Regions from separate parts of the Mus musculus genome. Here region 1 is linked to region 2. A link is a loop called in an ENCODE intact Hi-C map of the cell type or tissue named here. Cell type or tissue: left cerebral cortex. All regions are shown on one strand. Links, peaks and the distances in the headings refer to the core of each region. The heading gives the core; the rest is flanking DNA. Region 1 has its middle 4.7 kb from the start of Gm23276. Region 2 holds the start of Dach1 (dachshund family transcription factor 1).

Region 1 (8,343 bases), core at 220-8,219, 840 kb after region 2:
TGAACAGAAGGATGTGGGCATAATCAAGAGAGGCAGAACTGGAGACTCTAGGGTAGTAAGGAATGGCCTGATGTGAGTTGCTGATGACCACTTAGGACCATGGTGGAATCTTGCCCTTAGTCATCATTGGGTCTACATCTGCGTCCATTTACACTACCAGACATCTATTACTAGCAAAGGCCAGAAGGATGTCCCTTTTTGGGCTGCCACCCAGGATATGTTGACATCTGAGAGCTGAGCATAACTGGCCCATCCCTCACCTGGATATTATGTGAGAGCTGGCTTGTGCGTTGGAGGGGGGCATGAGAGTAGGAAAGCGGCCTCTGCCTTTAGACACTGTGACTGGGAGAGAGGTCTCACTTATTGTATGAGCTGTAGGTGATATGGTCTGAAGAATACAAGCATGGGAGATCTGGCCTTAACATTAGCCTCCATATGGTGGCACGGATGAGGGAGAGTTACCCTCCTCCCCCTTCTGCCTGTCACCTGTGGCACATGGGAGATGTGGCCGTGGGGTCATGAGAGGAGGAGAGCTGCCTTCATCCCTCCCAGAGTGTAGCATTCAGGAGAGGACCACTTGGTCTGGGAAGCAGGGTAGAGCTGACGCTAGTTATGGAGGTTGCGGGAGAGTCAGGCCCCCAAAAACTGACCAGCTCAGATAACTCAGAGGCTTTGAATTGGCAAGACCCAACATCCACCCCATCTGCGAACTGTTGGAGCACATGAAGGGAACCGAACTACAGATTTTAAACTACAGGATATCCAAGACACAGGACAACAGCAGGATATTTGAGAGGAAGCCCAGTAAACTTCCAGGCCTGACATAGCAGAAGCCTAGGGAGCTTGTATCAGGCCAACGTCTCATTGCAATGAACATTTGCAAGCAAAGAAGTGTGGACAAAAGCGTATAGTGTGAAACACACTGTGATTCACTATTGCTTCCACAATATTTTCTTTTCTTTGTTGTAGTGTAGAAATTGCAAGGATGGGGGACAGGTAGGGAAGGTAGGGGAGATGAGTAGCATCGGTGTGCAAAATGCGAAATTGACAAAGAACCAACAAAAAGCTAAACAGTTTGAACAAATCTTACTCATTCGTTTTAGCCACATTGGTAAACAGTAGTTTGAAAACTCATTTCTTTTACATCTTATCATTTTTACTTAATTTTTAATAGAATAATGCCTTTTCTCATCTTTATTATTGTAATTAACCTATCATTTATTCATTAATTGTGCTTGGTTAGTGTCCCACAAAAAATAATCAGGATTGTGCATCTGAGTTTGGACTTACCCTCAGAGTCTGAACTCACAAATGAGTATGCAACTCCATATTCTGCCTCTCCTTCAAGTATAATTTAAACATTGACAATAGATCGGCAGTACATTGTAAGTTCTTCTGAACCAGTGGCCTTTCTGCTTCCCATAGTTGACTTATAGAAAGGTGCAGCTCTGGACTCAGTGGTAGCATACACAGTTGCTATGAGTTTGTCGTTACTGTAGCTCTCTAGTGCACTGTCAGCTTGATTTCTCGTCATCTTACATCTAAGATGTATGGTGTATAGAGAAGACAGGACTTACAACATGTCCTGGTGTGTGTCTGAGAGAGAGCAATGGTGTCTTTGGTGCCTCTCTGACAAATGACTGATATGGAAGTGTTCTGTACTTGGTGCTGGCGTTTTTGTGTAATGACCTCCCAATTGTACTTAATAACTGTACTTTCTCATCTTGCTAAAGTTGTCAAATTATCTTTTACATTTTTAAAAAACTGATTACTTAATAATAGGTTATCAAACACATTTAAAGGCTCATTTGTTAAAAAGAATCAAAAAAATTTTGGGTGCCAAGACTAAGTTTTGCCCTATGGACATAACAAGAAGTTGGTTTGTCAACATGAAAATAAATCCATAAAAGATTAGCTTAACAAATTGGAAGCAATGTGATCTTTCGAAACTCAAGCTATCCACAGTAAGTGGTCAATAACAATTTATTGATGGTGATAATGTTGTGGGCCCTTTGAAGAGCTGTTAATAATACAACGCAAACCATGTGCTGTTAAAATCCCTTGAATAGTTATTTAATAATATGATTAGACTAATTTACTGCAAGATTAAAATTGTTATCTGGCTTTAATGTGGCCACTAGAATAGCCTTGGAAAAGAGTCACTGTGCAATGCTTTTCTTAGAAGACATACTTTTGAATGTTCTTATAACATAGCAATAAAATATTGCTTTAACCTATTATCAAATTTAAGATTGTGATTTTGGAGAAGTTTCACTTTCTCTTCTAGTGAACAAAGTATAACATATTGATTCTTTCTGCGGGTTAACACATTAATTTGGTCTGGAAGGCTGGCATTAAAGATATAACTTCATTGTAAAGAGAATCTCCAAGGCTTTCTCTTAGAGGACTGGGAATTCATTCAACATTTCAATGCCATCCCTCTGTAATCTGTTGATTGGTGTTCATAATTCTTCACAGAGATATTGTGAAGATTAATGAAATAGAGTTTGTAAAGTATTTTATCTCTTCAAATGCAAGTTGTGTGAGCTGAACGTTTAGAAGCCTCATTATACACAGTCAGCGCTGTGCCAGAACTCTTAAACTGTTAGTAAAATCTCTTAAGTGTTGTACTTTATCATCGCTGTCTTGATAATGGAGGGCTATGCCTATCATATCCGTTTTTGTCTCTTCAAGACTGTTTAAGCATAGGACTACTGATGCTTGACATTTATCTACGTTACAGGGATCCTCTTCCATTTGGAGTGGATGGAATTTGTACAAGATCCATCTTATAATGTTATCTAATAATGTCAGGCTCTATATATGTAAAACATAGGGTTGCAAAACAGTGATGCACTTTAAAGCGTAAGCCTATGTATAATAAACACCCCAAGGCCTTACATCACAACATAGAGGGCTTTGTTCTTACAGCAGAAGACCTTCAAAGTATAAGAAATCCTATTTATTAAGATATATAAAAGGTAATATTATGTCAACAGAATCTCTTAAATATAAGACTAATTCAAAACTGTATTTTTCTAGAAGACTCTATAATTTTTAGAAAAAAAAAAACAAAAATGAAATTCCTTTTGAACTTCTTATTATCTACTTCTGTCTTATGGGAAAAAGAAGTGATGAAGCGTGAACATGCAAATTGAACCAAGACTATCAGTTTGAGATTTTGGGGGGAGGGAATGGTGGAGTCCACTTTCACAGTCATCATAGATTTTCAGAAAGAATTATACTAAGAGGCTGATATCACTAAAATATTTTCAGTTACAAGAAGAATTACTGGTAACTTACATGATTAGATTTCTTTTATGAAGATGAATTAATCTTCAAACTTAGTTTTTATTTTCACTACTATAATTTGAATTACGTTGTATGCTTTAGACAGAATAATTAAATTTTCATATTCAGTTCATACAAATACACCACGTGGCTTCACAACGCAAGAAAGATCATAGTGTTTATAATGACTCAACTTTGCAACGTTACACTTCTCTGATGCTGATATATATGTAACATAAAAATTTTTCATTTGACACAGCAGAACAATATGGAATTAAAAATATAGTGAGGATTAGTGAGGAAAATTAAATCTGAGGGAAATAATCAGGTGAAGGAATTATATGGTTTAATTGAGCATTATAATATACAGTATCACTTGACTCTGATGTTTATTTTATCAATATAGAATGTTTTATTAATCCCAACACTGTTGCTCTAAACAGAAAATTATCATATTCACCTATATTTTATACACTTGTCATATTTTAAGTAATCATAAATAGAGACTGTGGTACTATAGTACATTAATTGACATTAGAAATTTAGCAGTGTATATAAATATTTGAGTCTATGCTTTATTGAAGGGAATCATTTTATAGACAGATATTTTAGTATAAAATTATAAAGATGTGATCTGAAAGAATATTTTAAAGACTCTTCTTATTCCAAGTTGCAAAAGACTATTATCTGCCACTTAGAAAGATTCTAAATAACCCTACAGCTCAGACTTGATTGAATTGCAAAGATCCAGTATGACTAAATATAAAGTCATATAAAATTCTAAATATAGTTATGTTTTAGACATGTCTGTTTGACCGGGTTTTCTTATTTATACAAGGTACTCTTACATTATATTACAGTGGTTTATATGTGATTACATTTGAATATTTTTGGCAATTTTTTTCACTTAAGATTTATATTCATCAAAATACTGAAACTGGTAGAGTTACTCTATACTAGGAATTTTATAACATGACATTCTGTAAGTTTCCCCATGGAGTAAGTGGGGAATAACCAAATAGTTCAGGAAAGCAAATAATAATTTTTAAAATGTTTATATTTGGAAAAGAACTCCAGGCTTTCTTTAAGCATAATCACTAATGTTCAAACAGGATTATTTATCAAAGAAAAACAAAATGGCTAGCAATAATGTGAAATTTAAAGACTTGAGAGTATCTATCAAAGTTAGAAATAGTTGAAGTATTTGCTCTCTTATAAGTGTATAGAATTCCACAAGGATTCAGAGTAAACTGTGAAGAAGGGTGAAAGCGCCACCTATTGATAAGAATATGCAAATTGTTTGTTGACAGCGCTTAGCAGAGTAAGCTGCTCTAACTAAAGTAAAAGAATTTCCAAGGCTGAAGATTTTACTTGCTCATTATAGAATTATTTTATTTTATTTATCAATAATTGGCTCATTTCACATTTTGATCAATTCTAGTTATCCTGAAACAGTGGTACCTGGTTTTTCAGTACATTCTGTTTGGAGAAAAATAATGATCCTCTTATAGGTGTATTTGAGGAATTGTGTACTGAAATAACAGAAACAAACATATCTAATCATATCTGTTTTATGAAATAATGAATTTCCTAGAATAAAATGAGCAGCCACAATCCCATATTTGTTTTACAAAAACAAGGATATAAAAGTCATATGATTAAATAGATTCTCTTAACATACATCAAGCATATACCATAATAAATGTGTCTTGAATATATCAACATATTCATTAGTTTTCTCTTTTCCTTTAGTGTCTTACATCCTGATAATGTTTTTTAACTCAATATGTGAATATTCACCACTTGGATTGGAATTAATATATCATATAGTTTTAATGAAAAGAAATTTATTATTTTAAAATAAGATTTTATGCCTTCATAGAGAAGAAAGATTAAACTTGATATAAAATAGCTTTATTCTTGTGTTAGGTCACACAAAGGAAAGGTGCTTTTTTTTAAATGAACTCAATAATATATTTATCCTTTCAATTCACTGAAAGTTTTGGGACTTAACTCCTAAACTTATCTAAAGTCAGCAACTGCTTACAACACGAAGTCAAAGGGCAGCAATTCTTAGTAACCTTCAGAAAAGTTCTTCCACAGTGGAGGGTTAGCTCACACAATCACCTAACTTTGGGAAAGAAAGCATGATTTGAAGGCAGTTAATTAAGTTAAACTGTGCTAAAATTTGTCTTTAAAATGAACTCTGCTATACGATATTTACCAAGAGAGAAAGAAATAAATGCCAGATTTCCCCAATTTTCTAAATATGATGTTTAAGGATTATTGCATCAGTATTTATTTCAGTTCAATGCAATTGTAATGTCTCCATTTTACTAGCCTTAGTTGAAATTTTACAGGTTACCTTTGTTCTTTCCTAGATCAATAAAGTAACAGCAGATAGCTATTAATATATTTCTTTGCATCTGCACAGCGAAAACTTTAAATATTAAAACGAAATATTGCAGCCCATATATCATCTACTCTTACAAGACAGGAATGACAGTATTAAGATGCACATTCAGGATAGCACTCTTTCTACTTTGAACGCTGTCAAGAACAAAGTGCTTTACAGACTTAAAATAAATCTAGGTACTAATCCATTGAATTTCTGACAACAGGAGCCCAAGGTTTCCATGCACTTAGCTGAGTACTGCCTAAGAGCTTGTGCATTATTTATGTCCACTAATGGTGTTGCAATGCGCTTTGTGTGAGGCGGTGACAGTGCAATCTGCTAAGATAGCTACTGCTGTGGACAAAGCCATACATTTTCTTGAGCTTGAATTTTTGACAGAATACTCTATTAATGCCAATTCTGCTTAAGTAAATGCTGAACAGGGGTCAGTTGTTCCTTTTTTCCCCCTTCTCTTATTATTTAAGAAAACAGTGCCATAAAATTGAAAATGATGTTCTGAGGTTTGTGGGATTCTTGCAGTACAATAGTAGCTGGTAAAGGTCATTCTACTTTTTTGTCTACTTTTATGATTCCGTGTGATGGTCCACAGACTCAATAGGAAAGCTCTTAGCACCGGGGTAGGGAGGTGCTAGTAATTCCAGTTTCAATGCCATTATACTCTTCAGTGGATCAATAGAATTAAATGAGCTGAGATATTAGGAAAATATTGAAAAAATGCAGGAGGTTGCATTGTTTGACCAAGGTTGGGATGAGTTGAAAATGAAGAACCAAATAAAGAACCATCTATAGCAGCTGTCAATAAATCATGAGAAGCACACATGGAACCGAATGGAATACAGCATAAAGCCTCAAGCCGTGAATGACTGTAATGCGTTTTGTGTCTTTTAATCAATTTATTCCAAAAATCCAATACAGTTATCTGTTATCAATCACGTAAGGTTTTTCATGCAGCCTGTGCATGTGTTCACATTGCCTTACTTAAATGTTCATGGATCTTTAACAGTGTTTTTGTCCAGGGGAAATATTCTTTAAATGGATTGAAAATAACTTAAAATTTATATATACATATATAAATACATATACATATATGTGAAGGTGTACATATATGTATATATGTGAAATTCAATGACAAAGAAGTGAGAAGATATGCTTCAGGTTTTTTTTTAATAAAAATAAGTATTGTATTCACTTTTTAACATCTCTATTTCTTTGAATGCAAAACTTGTGCGGAAGATAGATTTGTACATGATTTCACCCTATATACTGGTGTTTGTTATTTAATTAGACTCAAAGAGGTCAATACATTCTAGTCTCCTTAATAGCAAAATCAACTTAAAAGTGTTTTATTTATCTCAATAATAAGAGATGCATTTTAGATTGAAGAGCAATAATATAATGATATTTCTCGTTGAATTAATAGGCACAGAAAGAGTCTCATCAATCTTTAAAATGTGGAATATTGTGTAAAATAACTACATAGATTTATTTCTTGTTTTTTAGCTTTTCCAAATGTTTCCTCTTTTAAAAATTAAAATAATTAAACTCAAGCCTACATTGTCATAGCATCCTAATTTTCATAGATAGTTTCTAATAAATACTGTTCAATCAGAACATATTCTCATTGAAGCTAATATAACAATGCTGTATTGACCTTGGGCAGTAATATATGTCCTTTCAGCTGCAGGAAATACATATGGCTGTTTCTAGATAACAGTTTAGGATAGTGAGTTGCAAATGGGACTCTTAGTAGGGATATTTAATAAATGGTTCATCTTTTAATGTCTGAATGAAGTTGATGACCATAGAAACAATGCAGTTACAAAAATGAAAGTATGTCTGCCCTGTAGGGGACTGGACAAACAGACTGCCAGTGTGTGCACTACCATGAACAGCAATCGTGAGTCATACATGAGTGATTTCTTGCTACTTCCTAGGTTTTCTAAAATGACAGCAATATCATTACACTATGGGTCTGTTAATTTTGACTCTTAATGGCTGTGAACAGCAAACATGTCCTTTTTCAGCAGTCTTTGAATTTCTTAGGTTGACACATATACTAACCTGGAATTTTTAAATTGTACCTTGTTGGAACAATTGTACAAAATGACAAATTCAGTTTATGATAGACCACAAATGACTTTGATATCTGTGCTGAGTTCAAATAAATCCATTGTTGGTATAAGAGACTCTATTTGACTAAGCTGACAAATGTTGATATTCTCATTATAATATTTATCATCTGAACCCAAAGTGATACCTCTCATCTGGGAAGGAGGTGCTAATTTAAAGATAGGTGCTATATTTTGGAAACACACTTTGTAAACTCAGCACAAGACTTACATAAGATATAGATAATGCATCACATTTAATTTCTCTGATATCATTTAGATGTTTTTCCATAGATGCTGAGATTTTTATAAAGATGTTAGTTATTTGTTTAAAATCTATAATAGTAACAATTTTATAACTTGACAATAAAAAATAAAAATTTATCTCAAGGGAAAAAAACCTCATTTTAAAGAAAATATTTAGAAATATAATAGATAATAGTCAATTAGAAAAATTTAAAGTATTGTTTAAATTGATTTTTGTTTAAAATTTTAAGAAAGGTCAATTGCTTTAAGTAAAAGATATTT
Region 2 (8,343 bases), core at 219-8,218:
CGCCCACTAAAGTGCCTGCTACCATTCAGGTAATCACCAGGTCTTTAGCTGCAACAGCTACTTTGTATTTTCTCACTGTCTCCTGCAAAGCTTGCAGCTCTTCTCCAAACTGCATTTTATACTGAGCTGAAGTCTGTATCCTGTGCCGATTTTTGTTAAGTAATAAATGATGAGACCATTCTTTTTATGAGTTCCCATTCTAATCGGGCTCCTCAAATGGGGAGAGGAGGGGGAGGGGAGGGGAGGGGCCAGAAGAGGGCAGAAGGAGGGAAGAAAATACCTTCCCTGAACTGTACAAGCTAAGCTTCAAACGATATCCTAAGAAAGAAATTAAAGACTTCTTAATTAGTGCAGCAATTAAGCTTTCTTGGTAGCATTTTAATCAGCATAGGCCCTATCAAAGGACAAACAGAACGATTTGCAGGTCTTTGAATTTTAAACAGTCTTATTGATTTCAGCACAATACGTCTCCACAAAACATAGGGAGAATTTTCTAATATCAGTTACAGTACTTTGAGTTTTGCTTATTCAAATTGAATGAAGGTTAGGAAAGAGTAGATGGATGGAGAGCATCTTAAAAACCAAGACCTGTAAAACAATAAACAGGACAAAAGCTTTCCATGCGAAAGATTCAATGGGGAATTTGAAATCTTTCTTAAGTTGATCTATGTGCTGTGTTAAACACGGTTTGACTTCTTCATCGCAGGAAAGAATTTCTCCAAGAATAGGAAAGAAAGAGATAAAAGCAGTATGCTTTTCCAGGCGTTCTCTTTCCGGTACATTTTATTTTGCAACCTTTGACTTTACAAACCCTATTGTTTGGAAGGAACAAGTGGTGGTTCCTTCAAAAGGTTCAGAAACCTGAGGTGGGGGGAGGGGAGGAGTCACATATAGGTACAGGGGCTTTGCTTCTAAGTGAAGCCCGTGCATGGAGCCCTTGTTTCCCTGCAGAACATTTGAAGTTGGCTGGAAGCAGGGTGGAATTATAGCTATGCATCACTGCTTCTCTTCCTGTTTGTTGCTTCTTCAGAGTGTGGCAGATTTTGGATGAGTGATAGTTTAAGGAAACATAAGAATGAGAATGGTAAGGTCAGGCTTTGCCCACTTATAACTGGCCGTTTCTATTTGTGGTACCAATAATTGAAACATTCCATAATTTACCATTTAAAAAGCACACTAGATTTTATTGAAGTTAGGAATGGCATTCACAAATAAATTAGTTTTTTTTTCTTTTAGAGTTTAGCACTTTCCACAGTGTTGTATTTCACAAATGCAGCAATTTGACATTTTAAAAATTGGCAATATTTCTAAAATATATTTTGATATTTGTGGTATATACTGAATCTATGCTTTTAGTTAAGAATAGGTTTGATGATTCAAAAATTATTAAACCTCACCTCATTATAACACACTGGGGCAAACAGCTGTGAAAGCTTCATCTATCTTTGTAGAAGTTTATATACTTTTATTCAATTTTTAAAAAATTCTTACACTGTAAGAAAGCCTTCCAATGCAAGTATTGTGCCTCAAAGTTTAGCATAAAAGAGTAATAAGACAATAGTGTCATATTTCACTTTAACGGATTCCTATATACTTAGACAATAAACTTCAGAGTTCAGTGGATTTAAAAAGATAAAGACAAAAGTGATAATTTCAATACCTAAATGGCAAAAATAACATCCTAACATTTCTCAAATCAACAAGCCTGTTATAATAGTTTATTTCTTAAATCTGTCATATGCTGCCTCCTCACATCTTATGAAATCTTTAGACATGTGTAGACAGGTTCAATGCCTAACTACTCCAGATTCCTAGAGATATAAGCAACAAACACACAGGACCTATGCTCAAATTCTATGCTGGTCAAACATCCCGGAAAAAACATCGCTGTGCAACAAGTTAGAGAAGACAGGAGGAGAAAATGAGTGTCTTACTCCCCTCATGCAGCCCCAAACCACTATTCCCTTCTGCCTTCTGTGTTTACAAGTCAACCAGGAGGCTTAGTTTCTATTTCATTCTTTACAAACACATTCTCACTGAGAAAGCAAAAACGAAGTTCCCAAAACATAGCAGGACTTTCCAAATATGAAAGGAACCCAATAATTATTGTGTGACTTAAATAACACACTTTCGACTCTCCTCGGGTACTGAAGGAGAAATGAGAGTTGATTACTGTGCAAGACCAGGTGAATTAATTAGAGTTTTGGGTAAGAAACATCAGTGTGTTTTTGTATTCTACTTTCTAATCTTCAAGGACAGCTGATCTCTTTAGAAATTTCTAGATAAAGAAGTCATCCCTGACCAATCTCTGGAGGTGAAAGGGAAGTTGTTTTAATCCACTGTATCCCTGTCTACTAGGATCAGGAGCACCCATTATTCTTAAGTGACTTTCTTCCCGCAGCTTGAAAACTCTTCTTTATCTTTATATAAACATTTTTGATATAGAAAAAAAACCCGTCAGATACACAAAATAGTCCACACTGCTTACATGTGAATTTTCCTATAATAATAATAATAATAATAATAATAATAATAATAATAATAATAATAATAATAATAATTGCCCAACAGTCATGAGCTGGGGATGTTTCCTTTTGTAACTGCTTGCACAAATGCCCCGCGCGCGCGTGTGTGTGTGTGTGTGTGTGTGTGTGTGTGAACCTAAATCCTTGAAGGTGAGCTGGCAGCGGCACCGCCGCTCTTTCAGTCATGAGGCGTTTGCTCAGAACCTTTTTGGGGTGGGTGGGTGGGTGGGAGCTAAGAGTCTTCTCCTTCAAAGCCACAGAGGAGGTGGCAGGGGATGTAACGGTAGCAGCGCGAGAGAAGTAGATGACCAGCTTTCTCTCCCTCTCTCTGAGCACCACTCTTGGGCCCCGGCTTTTCTAGGGCTTTCCTCCCACCCTTTTCCTCCGTACCCTCCCCCCCCACTCCCGTTTTCTACCCACCCCCTTTCCTCGGTCTCGCGCTCTTGGAGTCTGTGCTCCGAGTTCCTGGTTGGATAATTTGGGTTAATACTAGTGAGTGAGGTTTTCGCGGCTTCAAAGGGTATTTCAAGTATCCGGAGCTCCTCCCCTCCGCACCGTGTGACAACAACAACTCGTCCAGCCGGCAGCCTGCACTTTCAGCTCATTTTCTCTCTGTCATTCCCCTCTCAATCTTTGATCAATGTACTTGCCAGGGAGAACCCAAGTCCCTCAACCCTCCTCCTTTTCACCTTCATCCTTAACTTTGTGCTAGAGCGGGACCCACACACCACCAGCCGACCCTCCCCGCCCCACCCCCGCCTCTCCCCCCCCAAGAGCAGCCCGCGATCCCAGCCCCGAGAGAGGACTCGCATTTCGACTTGCGGGACACTTTTGTGCGTTTCTCTCTCGAGCGCCTCTCGCGCTCGCCCCTCCTGCGCTCGCTCTTTCTTAACCTCACCTCCTTTTTCTCCTCTTCTCTCCCTCTCTCCAACTAAGGTTCCTTCCTAGAGTGCTTGTTGTCTCTGCCCCCCCCCCCACCTCGATCCTTGTCCCCCTTTCTCCCCCTTCCCCTTTGGGGGGTGTGTGGCAACTTTTCCCCCTCGCTTCTCCTCCTTCTGTTTCCCCTTATATGTGACCATGGCAGTGCCGGCGGCTTTGATCCCTCCGACCCAGCTGGTCCCCCCTCAACCCCCGATCTCTACTTCTGCTTCCTCCTCGGGCACCACCACCTCCACCTCCTCGGCGACCTCGTCTCCGGCTCCATCCATCGGACCCCCGGCGTCGTCTGGGCCAACTCTGTTCCGGCCGGAGCCCATTGCCTCTTCTGCTTCTTCTTCAGCCGCGGCCACAGTCACCTCTCCTGGTGGCGGCGGCGGCGGCAGCGGAGGCGGCGGTGGCAGCGGCGGCAACGGAGGCGGCGGCGGGAGCAACTGCAACCCCAGCCTGGCGGCCGGGAGCAGCGGCGGCGGCGTTAGCGCTGGCGGCGGCGGCGCCTCCAGCACCCCCATCACCGCGAGCACCGGCAGCAGCAGCAGTAGCAGCAGCAGCAGCAGCAGTAGCAGCAGCAGCAGCAGTAGCAGCAGCAGCAGCAGTAGCAGCAGCAGCTGCGGCCCCCTCCCTGGGAAACCCGTGTACTCAACCCCGTCCCCAGTGGAAAACACCCCCCAGAATAATGAGTGCAAAATGGTGGATCTGAGAGGGGCCAAAGTGGCTTCCTTTACGGTGGAGGGCTGCGAGCTGATCTGCCTGCCCCAGGCTTTCGACCTGTTCCTGAAGCACTTGGTGGGGGGCTTGCACACCGTCTACACCAAGCTGAAGCGGTTGGAGATCACGCCGGTGGTGTGCAATGTGGAACAGGTTCGCATCCTGAGGGGACTGGGGGCCATCCAGCCCGGAGTGAACCGCTGCAAACTCATCTCCAGGAAGGACTTCGAGACCCTCTACAATGACTGCACCAACGCCAGGTAAAGAGCGGAGGGGAAACCTTCTGTCGCCCTGGTCCTTTCCCACCCTCCTCCTCGCCCTTCCCCTGCTCCCTTCCCGGCGCCGCCCGCTCAGCGCGTCCGCGAGCTGCGCGCCCTGGCGAGCACGGCCCTCTCCTGTCGGTCCCCGGGGCTAGTCTCCTTCGCCCGACCTCCTGGGCAAGTTCGCACTGCTCGCGGCCTGATCCGTGCCGGCCGGGTGTTCCTGATGCTTCCTAGGGCATTCGGGCTAGGCTGCCGCTGAGCTTGGGATGCAGAGTGGGGAACCAGAGGAAGGTGCCTTCCCAGGAGTCACAGCCCCTTCCCGGGCGCGCTGGTGACCTGCACCCGTTCCGGACACTACTGCCTGAGTGTGCACTCCTGGGACCTGGGTTCCTCCAAGAAGCCTCTGGGCACCTCTGGGATAGGAGGGAGGTCGTGACCCTGATCCTGCAGGGCTCCGAAGCTGAGGGATGCGCTCTGGGATAGGGGGGCTCCTCTAGTAAGAAAAGAGGGTGGGCTGGCAGCTGAGAGCGGCGCTGAGAAGTCAGCACCGGAACAGTACCGGGCGCTGAGAGGAGCAGGGGTAATCTGAGAGTTCAACCAAAGAGTTCAGCCCCACATCCCAGAGGGAAGCCTGTGTAGGGGAGGGGTTTGTGTGTGCGCGGATGTGTGTGTTTGTGTCTCCCTATCTGTGTGTGTGTGTGTGTGTGTGTGTGTGCGTGTGTGTACGCGCGCGCGCGCACGCGCTCGTGAAAAGAAAAAAAGAAGTACGTTTGCCCCGGGGCAAATGCGAGGGCACAAACACGTTTTGTTCTTTAGGAGATGACCTGGTGCCCCAGACTCTTGGAAGCTGAATTGGAGAGGTGGGGAAGAAAAGAAAGGGACTTGCTCGCCCTCTTTTCAAAGTGCGGATTGACCAGTCTTCGCTCTTTCTTTTTCTTTTTTCTTTCCACTTTCTTTTCTGAGTTTAGTAGCTCAGGAAAGGTGCAGGTGGTCCTTTTGCCACAGGATGCTAAGGGCTTGAATACTTCTCGCCTAGTCTTCCTTGTGCATGTGCGCCGAGGTGGCCTTGGGACAGTCCCTGACCCAACCAGTTTTATGCTAATGAACGCTCACTGGGGGAGGATCTACCGAGAGGGGGCGGGAGTGGGGCAACTTGTCAGTTTCGGGGTAGAAATGATCCAGCTGCTGGCAGAGGGATAAGTTCAGAGGTTCTGAGAGAAAGAAAGTAGAGAAAGTTGGAGATCATAAGTAGGCACTTGGGAACTGGGAGAAAAGATTCATACACACACACACACACACACACACACACACACACACACACATGCACATACGCACACTTTGGTACCTTTAAAATAAGCTTAATGGTGAGGGGAAAAAGCAGAGGCTCTTAACAGAGCTAAGGAAACTGGACAGGAGAGGTGAGAAACCAGACCCAAAGCCACCAGCAATTTCTTTGAGACTATTCCTCTGTAGGGCCTGGGAAGAGAAAGGAAAAGACCAGAACTCCATCCCAACTTAACTGACCTAGCTAGCAATTCCTTTCTGTGTTTATTTGATGTTTTGATGTTCCTGTCTTGACCTCTTATTTCAGCTGTGGTGTGTGTGTGTGTGTGTGTGTGTGTGTCCTGCTCGCACATACGTGCGCGCACACATGCTTCTACTGGATCCGGTGGGTGGCCAGATGGCATTGGGCACGGGTGGGCATGCTGATTGCTAAATGCCATTTAGTCAGATAACTGTCATTCTTGGTTGTCCAGAAGATAACATATTTGTCCAAAACCTGTCGTAAAAACTACCAGAAGCACCCAGGACATTGTTGTAGAGTCATGAACAATGCACAGTAAAACTGGAAGTCAGTTCAGACACTTGTGTTGCTGGCTGTCACACTGACTCTGTGACAAATTGAGATGCAGCTTTCCTCTTCACTAACGAAATGCCTGCTCTTCTCCCAATATCCATTGTGTTTCTCGTGCTGAATAATCAACAGTCATTTTACATATGTGCAGGCACACACTGACATGAGCACACACACACACACACACACACACACACACACACACACACACCCTGTGAGGAACTCCTTACAGTGGCTCTGTGATGTTATGATACCAAGACTTTAAATGGTAGTTTTAGTCATATAGTCGGAGGATAGTCTTAAAGTTACTTTAAAAAAAAAAGTTTTCTTTTTACTTTCTTTCCTCCTCTTTCCGGTCCCTCCAACCATCATCCTTTTCTTCCTTTGTCCATTTTTCCTTCCCAGAGGTTCCTAACAGTTCTGGAGTCTTAAGTTCCAAGGCCAAAGATCACTTAAACTCAGTAGAATTGTGTATCCCTTTAAAAATACGTCATCTGCACCCTAATTATATTTCATTTGGCCTTAATATTTTGTGATTAAATGTTTTGTTCTAACATCCTACTTCAAGCTATTCTTAGGCAGGGAAAGTGCTGACTGACTATCACATTTTGATTTTATATATCAACTAGAGAGCCTTTTACACTTAAATCCATGGAAATTCTGCTAGTTATTCTGAGAAGATTTGAATATACACCTACATAGGTTCTCCCAACACAGCCATAGGCCAGGAAATGGAACTTTGCATTTGAACTTTCTCTCACCAAAAATATACAAATTGCATGTTACCATATTAGCAATTTAATACTAATTATAAGGGTTATCTTTTCCGGTCTTTATTTTGAAAGCAATAGCTGGAATACTTTGTTCTTTGAACTTGCAAACTATTTTTATTTTCATTTAAACCTGGTTTATGCTTTGGTGTTAAGATTTTGTTTTTATTAATCTAGATTAGAGTGACATCTTTCACCCTAGTTTCTTTCAATTCTGGGTATTTAACAGACCAAGGGAAAATTTGTTCATTGTATTACTGAAAATATATAAGTAATAACATTTCTCATATATGATTCGTTATATAGATAAACATAGTGTCTTGTGTACATATTATGTGCTGTGTAGCAGTGGGTGTCTGTGATATTAAATTTTAGTATTCTCAGTATTATAGGAGATATATATATATATATATATCTATGAGGACTCAGCAATATTTACATTTCAGGGAATTTTAGGAAACTAAAAAGTGATGCTAAAGGAAAAAAACATTAATAAACAATTTGAGAGTGACTCAGGAAGGTAGCAAATCCTAAAGTCGATTTAATTTGCTTGGGGCTATTGAATTAGTATGCTCTCTATGAAAATTAGAGTAAATGTGGAAGCCATCTGTCATTACCTCTAGGAGAAGAAAAAGGCACTGTCACCTTCTAGATAGTAAACCTAAATATAATACAGGTCTCAAAACATGAAAGAACATCTAAGGAAACCCATTTCAAAGTTGTTGAAAGACAAAGTCTGACCTTGGTCAGTTTCCTACAATTATTATTTTAAAACTAAACATTAGTTGTCTGAACTTGGCTGTTGCAGCGGAGGTCAGTTAATTAACTGCTAACCATTAAATAACAACAACAGCAACAACAAAAAGTCATTATGTCCATGGTCAAGTTTGTTTGTGTCAGTCAATTGCTTGTTTGCAGATTTGGATTAAAGTTTGATTTTTCTGTGAATTCATGGAATGAAAAGTGAGTCTTACATTTGTTCTGAAATGCTTGTTTTCTTGATTATTGGAAGAAGACGATATTTCTGTTTTTTTTTTTAAAAACCAGACTATGACTTGGCTTCTGTGTAGCCTGAGATTTCCAAAGTTTTTCATTTAAACAGACTACCTCATTCAATCCTTTACATGTATACACATAGATTCATAAACAGCATTCTTTTGTCTTTAAAGTGGATGCTATCCATGGACATAAATTGGAAGATATGCCAAGCCTTTTATGTTTCAGGGTCATATCTGAATACAGTTTTACTGTAAGAACTGTAGCTTTCCCAGTAATTCTTTGCTTTA

The links. Peaks named below come from ENCODE experiments on the same cell type or tissue, not always from the same donor. Only the 100,000 strongest peaks of a DNase experiment are listed, where the experiment ranks them.
Region 1: it touches region 2 in a loop (2.9-fold over the local background); 12 of 42 quality-filtered maps call a loop at or near these places.

The regions. Positions count from the first base shown.
Region 1 is chr14:97,327,806-97,336,148 of GRCm38, reverse strand. No RefSeq gene overlaps it. Among named protein-coding and RNA genes, the nearest start is that of Gm23276, 4.7 kb to the left of the region's middle. In left cerebral cortex, for the core only: a CTCF peak has its summit at 4,572; a DNase peak (open chromatin) is centred at 4,571.
Region 2 is chr14:98,164,569-98,172,911 of GRCm38, reverse strand. Dach1 (dachshund family transcription factor 1) reads left to right here and starts at 3,147. Exons shown (of 12, transcript NM_007826.3): 1 at 3,147-4,429. The coding sequence starts at 3,603. Gm33583 (a long non-coding RNA gene) reads right to left here and starts at 3,008. Exons shown (of 2, transcript XR_003951195.1): 1 at 2,946-3,008. In left cerebral cortex, for the core only: CTCF peaks have their summits at 3,910 and 5,533; DNase peaks (open chromatin) are centred at 3,082, 3,846, 4,644, 5,560 and 1 more place; H3K4me3 peaks cover 2,907 bases; H3K27ac peaks cover 919 bases.